Regions from separate parts of the Homo sapiens genome. Here region 1 is linked to region 2. A link is a loop called in an ENCODE intact Hi-C map of the cell type or tissue named here. Cell type or tissue: heart right ventricle. All regions are shown on one strand. Each heading gives the region's core, and the rest is flanking DNA. Links, peaks and the distances in the headings are about the cores only. Region 1 overlaps LOC124901750 (a long non-coding RNA gene). Region 2 overlaps CALD1 (caldesmon 1).

Evidence for each region. Hi-C counts contacts between places; a loop is a spot of excess contacts. Peaks named below come from ENCODE experiments on the same cell type or tissue, not always from the same donor. Only the 100,000 strongest peaks of a DNase experiment are listed, where the experiment ranks them.
Region 1: it touches region 2 in a loop (2.0-fold over the local background); 9 of 110 quality-filtered maps call a loop at or near these places.

The regions. Positions count from the first base shown.
Region 1 is chr7:134,746,673-134,754,583 of GRCh38, reverse strand. All of the region lies in intron 1 of LOC124901750 (a long non-coding RNA gene), which reads left to right. It also overlaps a transcript of CALD1 not described here. Among named protein-coding and RNA genes, the nearest start is that of CALD1, 29 kb to the left of the region's middle. In heart right ventricle, for the core only: a CTCF peak has its summit at 4,283 (motif pointing right); a DNase peak (open chromatin) is centred at 4,294; H3K27ac peaks cover 504 bases.
Region 2 is chr7:134,929,744-134,937,654 of GRCh38, reverse strand. CALD1 (caldesmon 1) reads right to left here. Exons shown (of 15, transcript NM_033138.4): 5 at 3,578-4,667; 6 at 1,890-1,967. Among named protein-coding and RNA genes, the nearest start is that of AGBL3, 53 kb to the left of the region's middle. In heart right ventricle, for the core only: no CTCF peak of the experiment used is centred there; DNase peaks (open chromatin) are centred at 4,744 and 5,948; H3K4me3 peaks cover 839 bases; H3K27ac peaks cover 4,000 bases.

The DNA.
Region 1 (7,911 bases), core at 1,883-5,882, 180 kb after region 2:
GTCCTTCCGGGACTACACATCTGTTAACAGAGGTACCTCTGGGAGCCAAAAGGGATTATACATGGATATCAGCAGTGGGTTTTAGGTTTACCTTTCATATTTGGTTGAAAATTAGAGCATATGTATTATTTTATAGACATTTTCTTTTCAACTCACACTTCTGTGCTTGTACCTTGAGACAAGGGTGGTATTAAAAAGTCATGAAGAAGACATGATACAGAATTTTTTAAATGACAGCAGCAATTTATAAGCGACAGTGGCCAATGCTAACATTTATAATACACACTTAGGTTTACCTAAAGAAGATGGTCTTACTCATCATTTTCTCTTCTCCCTTCTCTTTATAAAGTCTCTCCTTTCCACATCTCAGGCCCCAGCACAGGAACCTACCCCCTAGTCACCTAGGCTTTCTCTCTCTCACTCTGTTGTGACTTCCTCACCCAGGATTCAAACCCAGGCTGGTTTCATCCTATGACAAGAAGATGGCTATCTAGATGGATGGGCTGGGACTTCATCTCATCCCACAGAAGTTACGTGTTAAACAAATATGGTCAGGGCTGCCTGTGGAGATGTCCCCAGCCTCCTGCCAGAGAGAAGGGACTGGAAGTCAGAATCTAACTGAGATGGTTGAATCAGATGCCTGCTTCAAGTCAATGCAGCTAGGGGAGCTTGCAAAGCCAGAGTTTGCAACAGAGTGGGCAAATACTCAGAAGGAAATACAAATTTCTGGAGTCAGAGCAGGCCAGGGAGGGATCAGCCGGCATCTGGGTATCAGAAGCGTTAAATTATAGACAATAGCTACAAGACAATTTGTAGTCAAGGACCAGCACTACAAGGCAGGAGAATAAAGAACATGAAGGAGAAAGGGCAGCAAGAATGGGAAGAGGCCCCACCGTTGTCCTGTGTGCATTTCTGCATCTCTGCATCTCTGCCTTGCAAAGTCATAGTCTTTGCAAGGCAGGAGCCACCCTCAGGGCAGTTGGCCTAGACCAGTGCTTCTTACCTGGTGTGCTTTAAGAAAACTAGTAATGCCTAGGCTGCATCCCAGTCTAATTAAACTAACATTTCCTAGGTGGAGCCGGATGTCAGTATTTTTCAAAACTCCCCAAGTGATTCTCCAGGACTCAGATGCATTGCCCTGGCCTTACAAATTTAGAGTTGGTGATTGGTGGCACCTGGCAGAGGTGAGGCATACAAAGCGTAGAGAATCCTGGGAATTCACTCCCTCAGAACAATTTCATCTGATTTTTTTTAGCAGATGAGATGATACACCTATTTTTTTTCTATAGAAATTAAGGTGGCTGCTCTCATTATTTGCTCATATGAGAGTTTAGGCCCAGGGTTTATCAAGTCATCACAATTTCTGGATCCTTCATTTCAGTTCTCTTTTCAGAGCTGAGTCTTGTCTTTTTTCTCTAGACAGGCTCCCACTCCACCCCAAGGCCCAGCAGATTTTGCAGCATGGACCCAATATAGCATTCCATTAATTATATTCTGTCTGAAAATAATACATTCAACACTGAAAAGTGTGAAAAGTGTTTTTTTTTTTTGTTTTTTTTTGTTTTTTTTTTTTCGATACAGAGTCTCGTTCTGTTGCCCAGGCTGGAGTGCAGTGGTGCTGTCTCGGCTCACTGAAACTTCCACCTCCCAGGTTCAAGTGCTTCTCCTCCTTCAGCCTCCTGAGTAGCTGGGATTATAGGTGCCCGCCACCATGCCACCACGCCTGGCTAATTTTTGTATTTTTTAGTAGAGATGGTGTTTCACCATGTTGGCCAGGCTGGTCTCGAACTCCTTACCTCCGGTGATCTGCCCGCCTCGGCCTCCTAAAGTGCTGGGATTACAGGTGTGAGCCACTGCGCCCAGCCTGAAAAGTGTATTTTTGATAATCGGTGCTAAGACTGGATTTATATTCTGATCTGACATAAATCAGGCTCGAAATTTATTGGCAGAAATAGAAGTTGCATAATTACTCGGCTGTGGTTATGCATTCTTGACACATTTATCTCCCCGAGCCTGAACTCTGTACATGCATGGACACATATGAAATTCCCCACTCATAATGCCTATTTTCTGGCACTTGGAAATAGATTTATGAAGGTACCACTGTATAATATATAGTTTCACTTTTATAATTTAGATGGTTTAGGGTAGTGATGAGAAGAAGCTAAACTTTTGTGTGCTAAAATCATAACTTATTCCTTTGAGAATCTGAGACTGGATGTACAAATGCAAACACAAAATGAAAAATAATTAATTTGGAAATTATTTGACTGGTTATTTTGACTAGCAAATTTCTTTGGCATCAGGCCGAAAGCTTCCTTTTCTGACAGGCTGAATACTCTCTACTTAGCCTATATGAAATAAGCATTCTGTCCAAGTCACACCCCCAAGATGATTCATCATGCTCTTGAAAGCTATTCCATTAAGCTCTGAGGTCTCATCTTCCTGATTCTTCTGCCACTTGAAGATCCATATTAACTTTCTCCTGGAAATCTCCTCCCAGTATGTCTTGAGCTAAAATATTGCATGAATGACATTTCTGAAAAGAAACTATACCTTGGGTGAGGAATCAAAGGACTCAAGAGTATAGATGACAAACTTTTTTTTTTGAAACAGGTATCACTCTGTCACCCAGGCTGGAGTGCAGTGGCACGATCTCGGCTCACTGCAACCTCCGTCCCCTGGCTCAAGCAATCATCCCACCTCAGCCTCCCAAGTAGCTGGGACCACAGGAGCACACCACCACACCCGCCTAATTTTGTGTATTTTTGGTAGAGATAGGGTTTCGCCATGTTGCCCAGGCTTGTCTCAAACTCCTGAGCTCAAGCGATTCACTGCCTCGGCCTCCTGAAGTGCTGGGACTACAGTTGTGAGCCACCACGCCCAGCCCTAGATGATAAGCTTATATGATCATTTTTTCTACCAACAATAAAGACTTTGAAGAGAAAGAAAAATCTGTGGGTTGAATGTACAATTACAAAGATGATAAAGAGAAGTGATATTTATGAGACAAAGCCATGGTTCTAGGTACTGGGATAAATGATGTATTCTTGGCGAGGGAAGGATATTTGACCAGAGTCTGGGTGATCCAACTGAAAAACTTTAAGTAAAGGAAGAAAGAAGGACAATCACCTTGATAAACCTATGAACATGGTTCCTATGGAAGACAACAAGTGTAAGATGAGAATATGAATAAGGGTATGGGAGATGCCTGGGAATCGCACCCCCAAAATATTGGAAGACAGAGAGGAGATGGAAATAATGCTAATAGCCTTAAAACCATTATACTAATAATAGGTGTCATTGATTGAGCACTTAGTGACTGTATATCTCTTTTCATCTTGGGAACAACCTTACAAGGTAGGTATTGTTGTTACTTTCATTTCACAGATGGAGAAAAATGAGGCTTATGGAAGTTAAATGACTTGCACAAGGACATGTACAGGTGGTAGGTAGAAAAGCAGGGATTTGGACATGGGCAATCTAGTCCAGAGGTCACTATATCATACTGTCTCAGTGTGCATTGTAAGTGAACCAAGCTTGAGGTTACACCATAATGTGATTTTTTGAGACATGGTGGGAAGGGGCTTCAGATTAAAATACAGTGATGGAGAAGCATGCCATATTCCCAAATGATAGGCTGTAATAAGGGGAGACTGAATGGTATGATATGTCAATAAGATATTCATTTGAGTAACCCAAAAACAGAAACACTGTGGAGAAGTGAGTCAGAGAAAAATGTAAGTGACCTGCTCTGGAACTTTGGTATAGGCCACCTGACCAGAAGGAGAAAATTAATCATGCATTTTGAACAGATGAAAAAAAAACAATATAGAAGTAATGTATAGAATTGGTAATTGAATATATATTTTATACAGTGGTGATGAAAAAATTCAAATATTGGGTATGTGCTAGAGAATTTGGTGGATATGCTCTTGACTTTTCAGAAGAAAGTGAAAGTAGATTTTTTTTTCTGTTAATAGCTAGGAATGGAAAGGATAAACATAGTCAAACATGTACCTCAGCTTTTGAGATGGCAGGATTTTTAAGTCTGCAGAAGCTAGGTATGGTTCTCCCAAAAGAAGGTACCTAGAAATGGCTCAAATACAATTCTAGCGGTAATCGGTAATATATGGTTCTACTAGGAAAGAAACTTGTGTCTTGGGACGCTATAAGCAGAACGTGCCACTTATAAAGTTGTGACCTCGCAACTCCAGACCCACGCTCCTGTATTCCACTGAGGCTAGGACTCTGCACAGCACCTTTCTGCTTGGCCAGCAGACACCCTGTTAGGCTCTGCCAGTAGGGGGCACCAGAGAGAGAGACCACAAGCCTGGATGGAGGAAGGGACAGGGGTTCCTTGCTCCTGTTGGTGAACAGGTCTTCAGGTCACCCCAGCAATGGCAGTGCCTTCCTGAAGCAGCAACTAAATCTAGTTTGCAGGGTTTGTTTGTTTGTTTGTTTGTTTGTTTTAACACTTGCCATATCAACCTTCCAACTTGTCCCCCAAGATAGTTGGTCTGTGTCTTGGAAATCTGGGTGTAATGAGGCCACTCTTTCAAGTTCAGAGACACCAACACCAGCCCAGCAGCTTTCTGGGAGCCCTCCCTGAAGTTTCTATGGTTCCCTTATAGAAGGCGCCTGTTTACTGGGAACTGCATTCCCTAAAGCGAGTCAAGAGCCAGCTCTTTCTATGAGAGTAAGAACCTGTTTTGTGTATCCCTGAGAAACCTATGTCAGTTCTTTAAATTAAATTACAGAAATATAGTCCACCCTTCCTTGGCATCACTGAACCTTACTGCTGTTTTCTGGAACTTTGAAAAACTCTGTAGTTTTGGCGAAACAGAATTCCTTCATGGTGTTAGAATGAGCACCTGGGTCCCTGGCTCCAGGTGCATCTTGACCTTACACAACAGGCATCCCCTGAGGCGGGATCATTCCACATCCATGCCTTACCTCACTCTTCTGGCCTTGCTTTTTTTCGCTCTTTTTGCTCAGGCTGGAGTGTAATGGCGCGATCTTAGCTCACTGCAACTTCCTGGGTTCAAGCGATTCTCCTGCCTCAGCCTCCCAAGTAGCTGGGATTACAGGCATGTGCCATCATGCCCAGCTAATTTTGTATTTTTAGTAGAGATGGGGTTTCACCATGTTGGCCAGGCTGGTCTTGAACTCCTGACCTCAAGTGATCCGCCCACCTCGGCCTCCCAAAATGCTGGAATTACAGGCGTGAGCCACCATGCCCGGCCCCTGGCCTTGCTTCTTAAAGACCCAGTCCTTGCTCTGCATCCTTGAGTCACTTCTATCTTTGGTTCCAGGGCTGAGAGGTGTTCCTTTGAAGACAAACAAATAAGTCCCTTTTCTCTTTTCATTCATTGGGCCTCATTAGACTAATCTCCACTTCTTGAAATATTATTTCTCACTAGATTCCTCTTTCCAGAAAGTCCAAACTGGGTTGTCTTATTCCATTTGAGCTGCCACAACACAATACTATAAACTGGGTGGCTTATAAATAATGAAAATGTATTTCTCACAGCTCCCGAAGTCGGGAAGTCCAAACTCAGGGCAGATTCAGGGTCTGGTGAGGATCTGCTTTCTGCCTATAGACAGTGCCTTCTTGCTGTGTCCTCACATGGTGAAAGGGGTGGGGGTCTCCCTCTAGCCTTTTTGATGAGGGCATTAATCCCATACATGAGGACTGCTCTGATGACCTAATCACCTCCCAGAGGCAGTACCTCATAATACCGTCACCTTGAGGGCTAGGATTTCAACATGAATTTTGGAGGAGAAACAAACATTCAGACCATAGAATTTCACCCTTGCCTCTACCCAAATTCATGTTTGTTTGTTTTTTTGGTTTTTTTTGGGGGGCGGGGGGATGGAGTTTCACTCTTGTTGCACAGGCTGGAATGCAATGGCACAATCTTGGCTCACTGCAACCTCTGCCTTCCAGGTTCAAGCCATTCTCCTGCCTCAGCCTCCTCAGTAGCTGGGATTACAGGTGCCTGCCACCACACCCAGCCAATTTTTTGTATTTTTAGTAGAGATAGGGCTTCACCATGTTGGCCAGGCTGGTCTCGAACTCCTGACCTCAGGTGATCCACCCACCTCAGCCTCCCAAAGTGCTGGGATTATAGGCGTGAGCCAGTGCGCCCAGCCTCATATCCTTCTTGCATGCAAAATATATTCATTTCATCCCATGAGCCCTGAAGTTTTAACTCAGTCCAGCATCAATTTAAAAGTCTGAAGTCCAGGGTCTCATCTAAATGTCATCCAAATTAGATGTGGGTGAGACCGCAGGTACTATCCATCCTGAGCTGTGAACCTTTAAAATTAAACATGTTAAGTGCTTCCAAAATAAAACGATGGGACAGGCATAGGCTAGATATTCCCATTCCAAGATGGAGAAATAGTAAAGAAAGAAGTGGCAAGTTCTGCGCAAGTCCAAAATCTTAATGCTCAAGCATAATCTTTTTGGCTCAGTGTTCCACTGTCTAGGTGCTGGGGCAGAGGTCCTGCCTTGCAGACCCACTGGGATGGCAGTCCTACCTCTGCAGCTTTGCCTGCCTTCATGGCCTTGGACAGCCCTGCCACCATAGATTTTCCAGGTGTAGCCTATGGCACAGCTCTCTCTGTTTGGAGTTGAGTGCCTGCAGTTCTCCCAGATGGGAATCACATGCTAGGGGCTCTACTGGTCTGTGGTCTCTGTGGTGTCCCCACTCGCATGGTTCCACTGGGTATTGCCTTAGTGGGGACTCTCTATGGTGGCCCCACCTTTGTGGTATTTGTCTGCCTGGGCCTATGGCTTTCCAGGGCATTCTTTGTAATCCAGGTAGAGGCAGCCATGCCCCCATGGCTTTGCTGGGTGCCAAGCATGCTGCACTGGAGCCACCTAAGCTGGCCCTGGGGCAGCCACGGGGCACAGGCATGGAGTGCAGGGAGTAGAGCCCCTGATATAAGGCTGCTCTGGGCAGCGATGGCCTTCCTTTGATATTGTTCTGCACTCCAGGACCTATGATGGGAAGGGCAGCCCCAGTGATCTCCACAATGCTTTCTGAGTCATTCTTAATCCATTGTCTCGAACAATAGGTCCTGGATTTCATTTAAATTAAATTACAGAAATACATAGTCCACCCTTCCTTGGCATCACGAATCTTACTGCTGTTTTCTGGAACTTTGAACAACTCCCTCTAGGGTTGGCGAAACAGAATTCTTTCACACTGTCAGAATGAGCACCTGGGTTCCTGGCTCCATGTGCATCTTGACCTTAGTATGAAACATCCTCTGAGGCTGGATCATTCCACATCTGCACTTTATCTCACTCTTCTGGCTTGCTTTCTCAAAGACCTATTCCTTGCTCTGCATCCTTGAGTCACTTCTTCTATCTTTGGTTCCAGGGCTGAGATGATAAATGTCCCAATTATCTTGATTAATAGCACCTGGCTTCCATTGAGATGACAATCTATACTAACCTTCTTATCAAATAATCATTTGGCCACACCCTTGTTCTCTTCCACACAAGTTTTCTCATATTTTTTCAATATGAATAGACTAAGTCTTCTAAAATTTTAAGCTCTACGTTCCTTTTAATTAACAATTCCATCTTTAAATCATTTCTCTCTTCTTGCATTTTACCATGAGCAGTCAAGAGAAACCAGGCTACATCTTCAACACTTTGCTTAGAAATAGTTTCAGCTAAATATTTAATTTCATCACTCACAAGTTCTACCTTCCACAAAACACTAGGACAAGAACACAGAGAAGCCAAATTCTTTGCCACTTTAAAAATAGAATTGCCTTTTCTCTCGTTTTCAATAACATATTCCTCATTTCCATCTGAATGGCCTCATCAGAATAGCCTTTACCGTTCATATTTCTACTAACATTTTCTGTTCATGACCACTTAGGTGTTCT
Region 2 (7,911 bases), core at 2,572-6,571:
CTTCTTTTTTTTTTTTTTGTACAAAAAGGAAAAAAAAATAGGAAGAGGTTGTTTAAAATGGCTGAATCATGTAAACATGATTTAAAGCTGTCTACATAAAGAAACAACACAACTAGCTGGAAAGGGGAAAACCTAGTCTTTCGAGCAGCAGGTTATGTACACAGTATTAAAAAAGGAATATAGATTGGGGTTGTTTTCTTTTTTTAAAAAAACCAGTTTGAGTAGCTTATCTGGCCTTGTGTCAAAAACAAGCCAAAAGTTTTGGAACTGGCTGGAATGTGCTGAGGGGCAACTTGGGAAAACGGCAGGGCTCACTCATTCCTGGGAGTATCTGATTGACACAGAGGACGCTGTTGAACTGGGGCCTTATCTGAAAAGAGACAAAAGGATCATCCGAGTGGCAACTGATGGGCCCTTCTAGTTCTCAGACACTCTACATAGGTATAGAAAGCTTTGGTCAGTAAAAACAAATTAGTGAACTGAATGAAATTTTAAATATAGAATCCAGTGTTTTCTACAGCCTCCCTTCCCCCATGTGTTTAATTACTGAGTCATCATTTCATGCCCACTTCTTTCTATAAAGACATTCACCAAGAAACATTACAAGAACCCATGTGGGACATATTTCTGAGTTTAGTTCTGAGGTAACTTTCATTTTTCTTTTTTGTAAATGAATTTGTAGGTATTTGGTCACCAAATGAAAAGTATTTCCCAACATGTTCAATGAATGATTTCCTTGACTGCCTCATGAGAGCTAAATTCAGTTTTCCTGTTATTAACATTTACACTTTCTCCTTCCTTTACATGGCCTGTGCTCACATTCAATTTTCACTTCCAAACCACCACAACTTCTATTAGAAACAGAGGAACATACATCTTAACAGAAATGTAATATGTAACATGAACTAGGGGTTTTCATTTTTCACGTGAAATTGACAAAACGTATTTAAGAAAATAACCCACCCCCTATTTAATCTGGCCATGTTTTCTAAATATGGATTTCTCTGTTTAAGATTTTGAATTTTCTTAATAGATGCCATAGTTTTCTTAATAGATGGGTTGGAGCATGTTGGCTACAAATCACTTCACCAGTCTCATAGGCGAAGAACTTCGGGTCTTCCTACTTCAAATAATTCAGTTTCACCACATCCTAATAAGTATTGTGAACTTATTCGATATAGTCACAATTTTTAAGATTATTTGGGGCAAACACAGCATGAGAGTTGAAGTGCAATCAAGTGTTCTGATGTGGTGTTCTGATTACTGTCAAACCCCGTGCCATTCTATCTGTATAGCTCCTTGTTCACTTACCTACAGTCAAATACCCTGGCACCCGCTCCTGTGTGTGCCTCAGAAATGCAATGCAGAACATTTGGCCAAACTTTTCTTTTGAAAACCAAATATCATCTTCAGTTCACCATATTTTCTACTGAGATGTGTGTGGGTGTTTTTCCTTTGAAAAGTTAAAGCATTAATCAAGGCCAGTTGGAAATATTTCATGATTGAAATGAAAGTAGAATGGCTCAAGGAAAAAAAATTAGCATTCAGAAGAATAGAAAACAGGATAAATTGATTCCAGCAGTGTTTTTCAAGCCTTTTTGATGACGTCCCACAGAAAAAAAGACAATTTACCTGACAATGCAATACTTACTACCTACAATGCCCTCTGATGGCTTCTATCCATTTCATTTTTTAAAAAATGCTGACTGATACATTTAATTAATTTTGAGACACTCTAAGCTGATCTCACTATTCAGTGGACTGTGAGTCATGGCTTGAAATACACTGGATATGAGGTTACAATTTTGAGATCATCAGACCTGAGATATCTTGGAACACTGACTGCTTTTTCTGTTGCTTTACGATCATTACTTTTCAATCATATTTACCTCTTCTTTTTTGAAGGTAGGCTTGTCTTCTTGGAGCTTTTCTCTTTTAGCTTGCACTTTAGTTCCCTTCTCTTCTCCCTTTTTATTTTCAAGAATGGTAAGGTCACACAAGTAAAAGAAGCCCTTTCTAGTTTACAAGAGTGACAGGGTGCTCGGATCGCCTTGCAAGTGCTGCGTGGGATGGCTTCTCTTCTGCCGTCTCAGCGCTCACAGCACAGTGGTTCTAAACAGCAAGGTGGGATATTTTCTTCCCACCCCAACATCTTCTCGTGTGCCTGCCATTGCGCTCACTGAAATCTAGCATGATGTGGCACTCCTCGTGTGTTTACAAACCTCGTGTGTGGTTTGGTGCACTTTGCTCATGGTCTCAATTTTAGCTGTGTTCATGAGCCTCTTGTACAGAAGCAGGAGTTAAAGATACCTTCAGTGCAATGCAGGCTTAGTGACAGAGAATTTGCTCTGGAAAGGTGAATGTGAAAGCATCTCTTTTTTTCTTTTTTTAGGAGTGGTGGTGGTGGTGTGGTGGTGATTAGGTACAGTGCTTTCAATGCAGTCTTGCAGACAGAAAAAAAATCTTTCTCAAAGCTTACAAACATTTCCCCCCTACTATTTCCACCCTTCCTCAGGCCACATGAATTTGTGTCACCCAGATAATAAAGAAGCAGCATGTATGCTCTTAATTACCAGTCAAATATAAATCAATACTACCCTAAATTAATGGCTTTCTGCAAGTCTACATTAAGCTGAGGTCTACATGTTGGCAAATCAGGGTTTTGACTTTTTTTTTTAAGGAAAGTTTCCAACCAGTTCCTTTCCCCCTCTTTATTACCAGTTAATTTCCAGGGGTTTGTTTTTGCCTTTTTGTTGTTGTTGTTGTTTTTGTTGTTGAGATGGAGTCTCTCCCTGTTGCCCAGTGGAGTGCAGTGGCACAATCTCAGCTCATTGCAACCTCTGCCTCCCAGGTTCAAGTGATTCTCCTGCCTCAGCCTCCTGAGTAGCTGGGATTACAGACATGTGCCGGTACACCCAGCTAATTTTGTATTTTTAGTAGAGATGGGGTTTCACCATGTTGGCCAGGATGGTCTCGATCTCCTGACCTTGTGATCCACCCACCTCAGCCTCCCAAAGTGCTGGGATTACAGGTGTGAGCCACTGTACCCAGCCTGTTTTTGCCTTCTTAAGATGAAATGTCTGACCATTATTCTTCATGTCTCTTTCCCACCCCAGCTTTTATCATTTTTTTAATTCAACGTCAAACCCATGAGTGAGGTAAGGAGTTATGGGCCTCTTGCCTCATGCAGACCTATGGATAGAGGAAAGATAATTAAAAGAACGAGTTTAGATGCAAGCACAGAATCAGAAGCCAACACACCACCACCACATTTATCATCTTTGGATTAATTCTTTTTTTGGGTATTCATAACAATCAAGCACAGAGCAATTAATTTCTCTCTGTCTTCTGGACAGCCAAATTTACTGGCTGTCCCAGTAAATTTGGTTGATTGAATATTCAGCCATCAATCAATTGCTGCATGCTTGTGTATCGCTATGGCCTGAAAAAATGAACAGCTTGCCAAATGATCAAGCATGTGAGCTATATGCATGTGGCCTCAGTCCCAAATCAGATGTGCATTACATTTCTCACAAGTCACAGGCATCACACATTTGGTGCAAAATGTTTACTGTACCTGTTTCTTTAGGACAGCTGTCTGAAGTTTATCTTCTTGTGCTTTCTTTTCATTTACCCATTTCCCTTCTATTTTCTGTTCTACCTTTTCCCCTTTTATCTTTGTCTCTTGCATGGCATGTTTTTTCTCTTCTAGCTGCTTGTTACGTTTCTGCTCTTCTACCTTAGCCTTCTCTTCCTCCTCTGCCCTGGCCCTTTGCCTCTCCTCTGCTGCCCTTTTCTCTTCCTCTTTTATCCTCTGCCTCTCCTCTGCTGCCCTTTTCTCTTCCTCCTTTATCCTCTGCCTCTCCTCTGCTGCCCTTTTCTCTTCCTCCTTTATCCTCTGCCTCTCCTCTGCTGCCCTTTTCTCTTCCTCCCTCATCCTTTCCCTCTCTTCTGCCTCTCTCCTTTCTCTTTCTTGGGCAGCTGCTTTTTCTTCTGCTTCAATTCTTGCTCGTTCATCTGCTATCTTTTTGTCTTGCTCGGCTTTAATTCTTTCTCTTTCTTCTGCTTCCAACCTTGCCCTCTCTGCCTCAGCTCTTTCCTTGTCTTCCTCTTCCATCTTTTCATGATGGGAAATCTCATCTGAACCTTGTTCCCTCTCCTCCTCTTGTTTAGGCTCTTCTGAACTGATCTGCCCATTTTTTAATGACATTACCACTGTTTCCTCCTGGCTTTCAGTTGTTTTCTCTTCCACCATCACCTCTACCTGATTTTCTCCAATGCTCCCTCGCTTTGGCTTCTCCTCTTCCTCCTCCTCCTTTTCCTTGTCTTCTTTCTTGTTTTCTTCAGCATCCCTCCAATCATTCTTCTGGTAGGACTTGGTGACTGTTTCTGTTTCCTCTATCTCGTATCTTTCTTGGCGACTTTCACTTTTTTCTTCCTTCTCGGTAGTTTCATTTTCTGCTGTGTCATTTTGCATTCTTCTGCTTGGGAGCGACAGACTTGCATCTGTTATTGTTGGGTCGAACTCCTTCTGCCGCTCCAGAGCCTCCTGAAGGCGTTTTTGGCGTCTTTCCTCACGCCGAGCCAGGCGCTCCAGGAATGCGGCCTCATCATCCCCTTCCACTTGAGTGTTTGTGGTGGTTGTCTTGGCCTCCTCGTCAGGCACACTGTACAACAGAAAGAACAACACCAAAGACAGCTTGCTCATTCATCAGTCAGCAGCATTCATACAGCCTGTGCTACCCAGGACTACAGCAGATGCCAGTAGTGCCAAGCTTGCCCATATCCCCAGTACGTTACCATTTTAGTACACGCCTGCCTGGCTTTCAGCTGACAGCATTTGCAAGCCTTTCTCTGGGGACTGGAGTCTACTCAACATGCCAGAAGTGCTTTCGGTATTAATGTCCCCTGGGAGCAGTTTTCAAACAAAAATTGATAGCCTGAGTGTTTAGATACCTCAGCACCCCTCACTTTTTGAGTGGGATAACTCCGAGGTGTGTATTCCACACTGGATCTCAGAGTTTCCCAGTGGAGTGAAGCTCCAGATACCCACAGTGGTGATGTGCTTGGTCATGCAACGTTTATTTGGTGGCCTTCCCTTTTCTGTCTTACCTTCCCACACCTCCACCAGTGTTTCCTAGCATCACCTTACAAATAAACGACTTGCAGTCAAATCGTTGTTTCTGGACTTGCTTCTTGGGGAATTCAAACTTAAGGATCAAACTGAAATAATAAGTGAATTCCTTCCATGTCATGTAGTATTCTCCCATGTCATCAAGTCATCTAGAATTCCTGATCTGGATTGGAGGCTCCCAAGGTACTTTGAGAGGAAGAAAATGTACATTACAGTGTTGAGATTCCACACTCACGCCAGTGACCCCAATGGAAGAGACATCTAAGTGTCCCTTACAATTCCTGCTCCTCCTTCCATAGTTGGGGGGAGTGATCACCACTCAAGGATTAAATTTGCACCCTCTCCCTTCTTTGCACCTAGGCGGGCCATGTGACCAATAACTGCCAATGAAATGTAAACAGAAGTGTCCAACCAAGGCAATGAACAAACAGAGGTGCACTCCCTGTCTTCTCTATCTCTGTCTGTTGGTAGATCAGGGAGCACCAAGCCCTAGGGATTGAGAGTCACAAGAGAAAAGAAGACAGGTGGCTGGTTCTACCAACTAGACAGAAATATGCATAATGGTAAGTGTTACTGCACTAAACTTAAAATTTGGGGGCACTAATCGTTATAGCAGCCAGCGTTACCCTAACTAATGTATACACAATCTACCTTCTTTGTCAAGATTTCCATGAATAAAGGGTTTCTTGTCCATCTTTTCTACAGTGGAAAAAGGGCAGTTAAATTTGACATTTATTTTAAAAAGGAAAGAAAATCTCCAAAAGTTAAACTGTTGTCCATCACCTCCCTCACTACTGCAGGATGCTGGACACTGTCCAAGCCAGGGTGTTGGTTTCTATTTGCAGGAAACAACCAGTCATGTGATACCAGAACTGTGACCAGAGTTGGAAGAATTTGTCTTGCAATGTTTAGAAACTCCATCAAATTTCATAGTTCAGACCAAACTTGGCCCTTTCAACGTTCAAATTCACTTAATTTTGGAAAAAACACATTTCATATTTAACAATGAAAATGGCAGAGTAAAAACTAGCTTTAAAACTTTCTTGGCCTTTACTTTTGCTTCAGGATATTGCCTCCATGAAATTAGACATATAAGGATTAAATGTCCCTACAAATGCAAAAAATTTATAATTTAAGGGGAAGTCTATAGAGGGGCCATTTGGATCAATTGAATTCTAATAATTTTTAAAAGGCACCAAAATTCCAAAGTGCTAGCCAGATTAAAGTACTCTTATGCTAAGAAACCAACAAACTGTATTGAACATTTCTTTGCCTATTTATAAATCATGACCACAATTATCAGTAGATATCAAATGCCAGTTAGAGTTGTTTAGCCCCAAGAAGACTTATTCTTCTTGTGGCTAACTAATATGTCAGAGATAAATCACACATTCTCAGACCTCAATATGATTTTCTAAAAAAAAAAAGAATTTGATTTCAATTAATAGCATGAAATAATGAATAACAGCCAAATATCCGAAGAGAAGCACAAGGAAAAGCAAGATTTTAAAAGCAAGAAAACTACAGATCACCAGTAATTTTTAAAGCTCCTGTTGACCACTCATTAATAACAAGATTCAGGAAAGGCATCAAAATGCCATTTTTAAAACTCTTTCTATTATTTCTCTCTCAGCTTGAAAATGGAAAAGGCAGTGAATGACTACGTTGCCCTCCCGTGTTAAGAATCTGGTAACAGTGAAAATTTATTGAGTGCTTACTATGTGTAAGACACTGCATTTTACATGTATTGTTACATAGTTTAAGTTTAGCAGCATTTTTTGGAGAAAGGTATAATTTTTATTTCCATTTAACTGAAGAAATACAGTTAGTGAAAGGTCAAATTGGGAGTCAAAGTCAATTAGTGAACCCTAGAAATTATACCTATTTCCCCTTTGCTATACCTACTCCCCAATTAGAAGCTACTTATTGAGGGAAAGGGTAAACAATATTGTGCTACCGGCCAACATTTTCAAGACTGCTTTCTGAAACCTTCTAATACAGCCTCTCAAACTTGGGTTAAGGAGGCCAGGACCCATTCCCTTTAGAATTTTCTAAATAGACTGAATTAAACAAAACAAACTAAAACCAAAACCACATGTGAGATCTTATATAGTGTAACCATTATAATCAGTCCATGGTTTTAAATTAAAATTATTTTCTCCATTTTCCTCCTCAAATATCCTCATCTTTTTTAGACCTTGGGGCACATAAATGACAATATAAATGACATATACTAACCATTAGCATAATGAACCATGTGACCTTATTTCTGCTGCAAAAGCCCTCTTTGAAGAAGTTGAACCTATTAGGCATTCTCAAGTTCCCTGATTTCAACCAGGGCCCGAGTGAGAAAATACGTAATAGCAAACTCATTAAGTGTGTTTGAATAATCACATTAAATTAAGCGGAATTCTGTATCTTGTTGAATATTATAATGATCAGAGACTATTGATTCAGGCTGTATATTAGAAAAAAGAAGACATCTGCAATTCATGCCCACTTTAAAAATTCACGTGTTACCTATTAATGGTAGCCATGGAGGACTCTACTAAACTAACATATCTTCAGTTCAAAACAGATAGCAACACCCTACAGAATAAATGTAAATACTTTTCCTTATTTAAAGATATAACCTACCAGAAAACAGTATAGATTCCTTAAAGAACTAAAAGTAGAACTAACATTTGATCCAGCAGTCCCACTACTGGGTATCTACCCAGGGGAAAAGAAGTCATTATATGCAAAATATACTGGTACACGCATGTTTATAGAAGCAC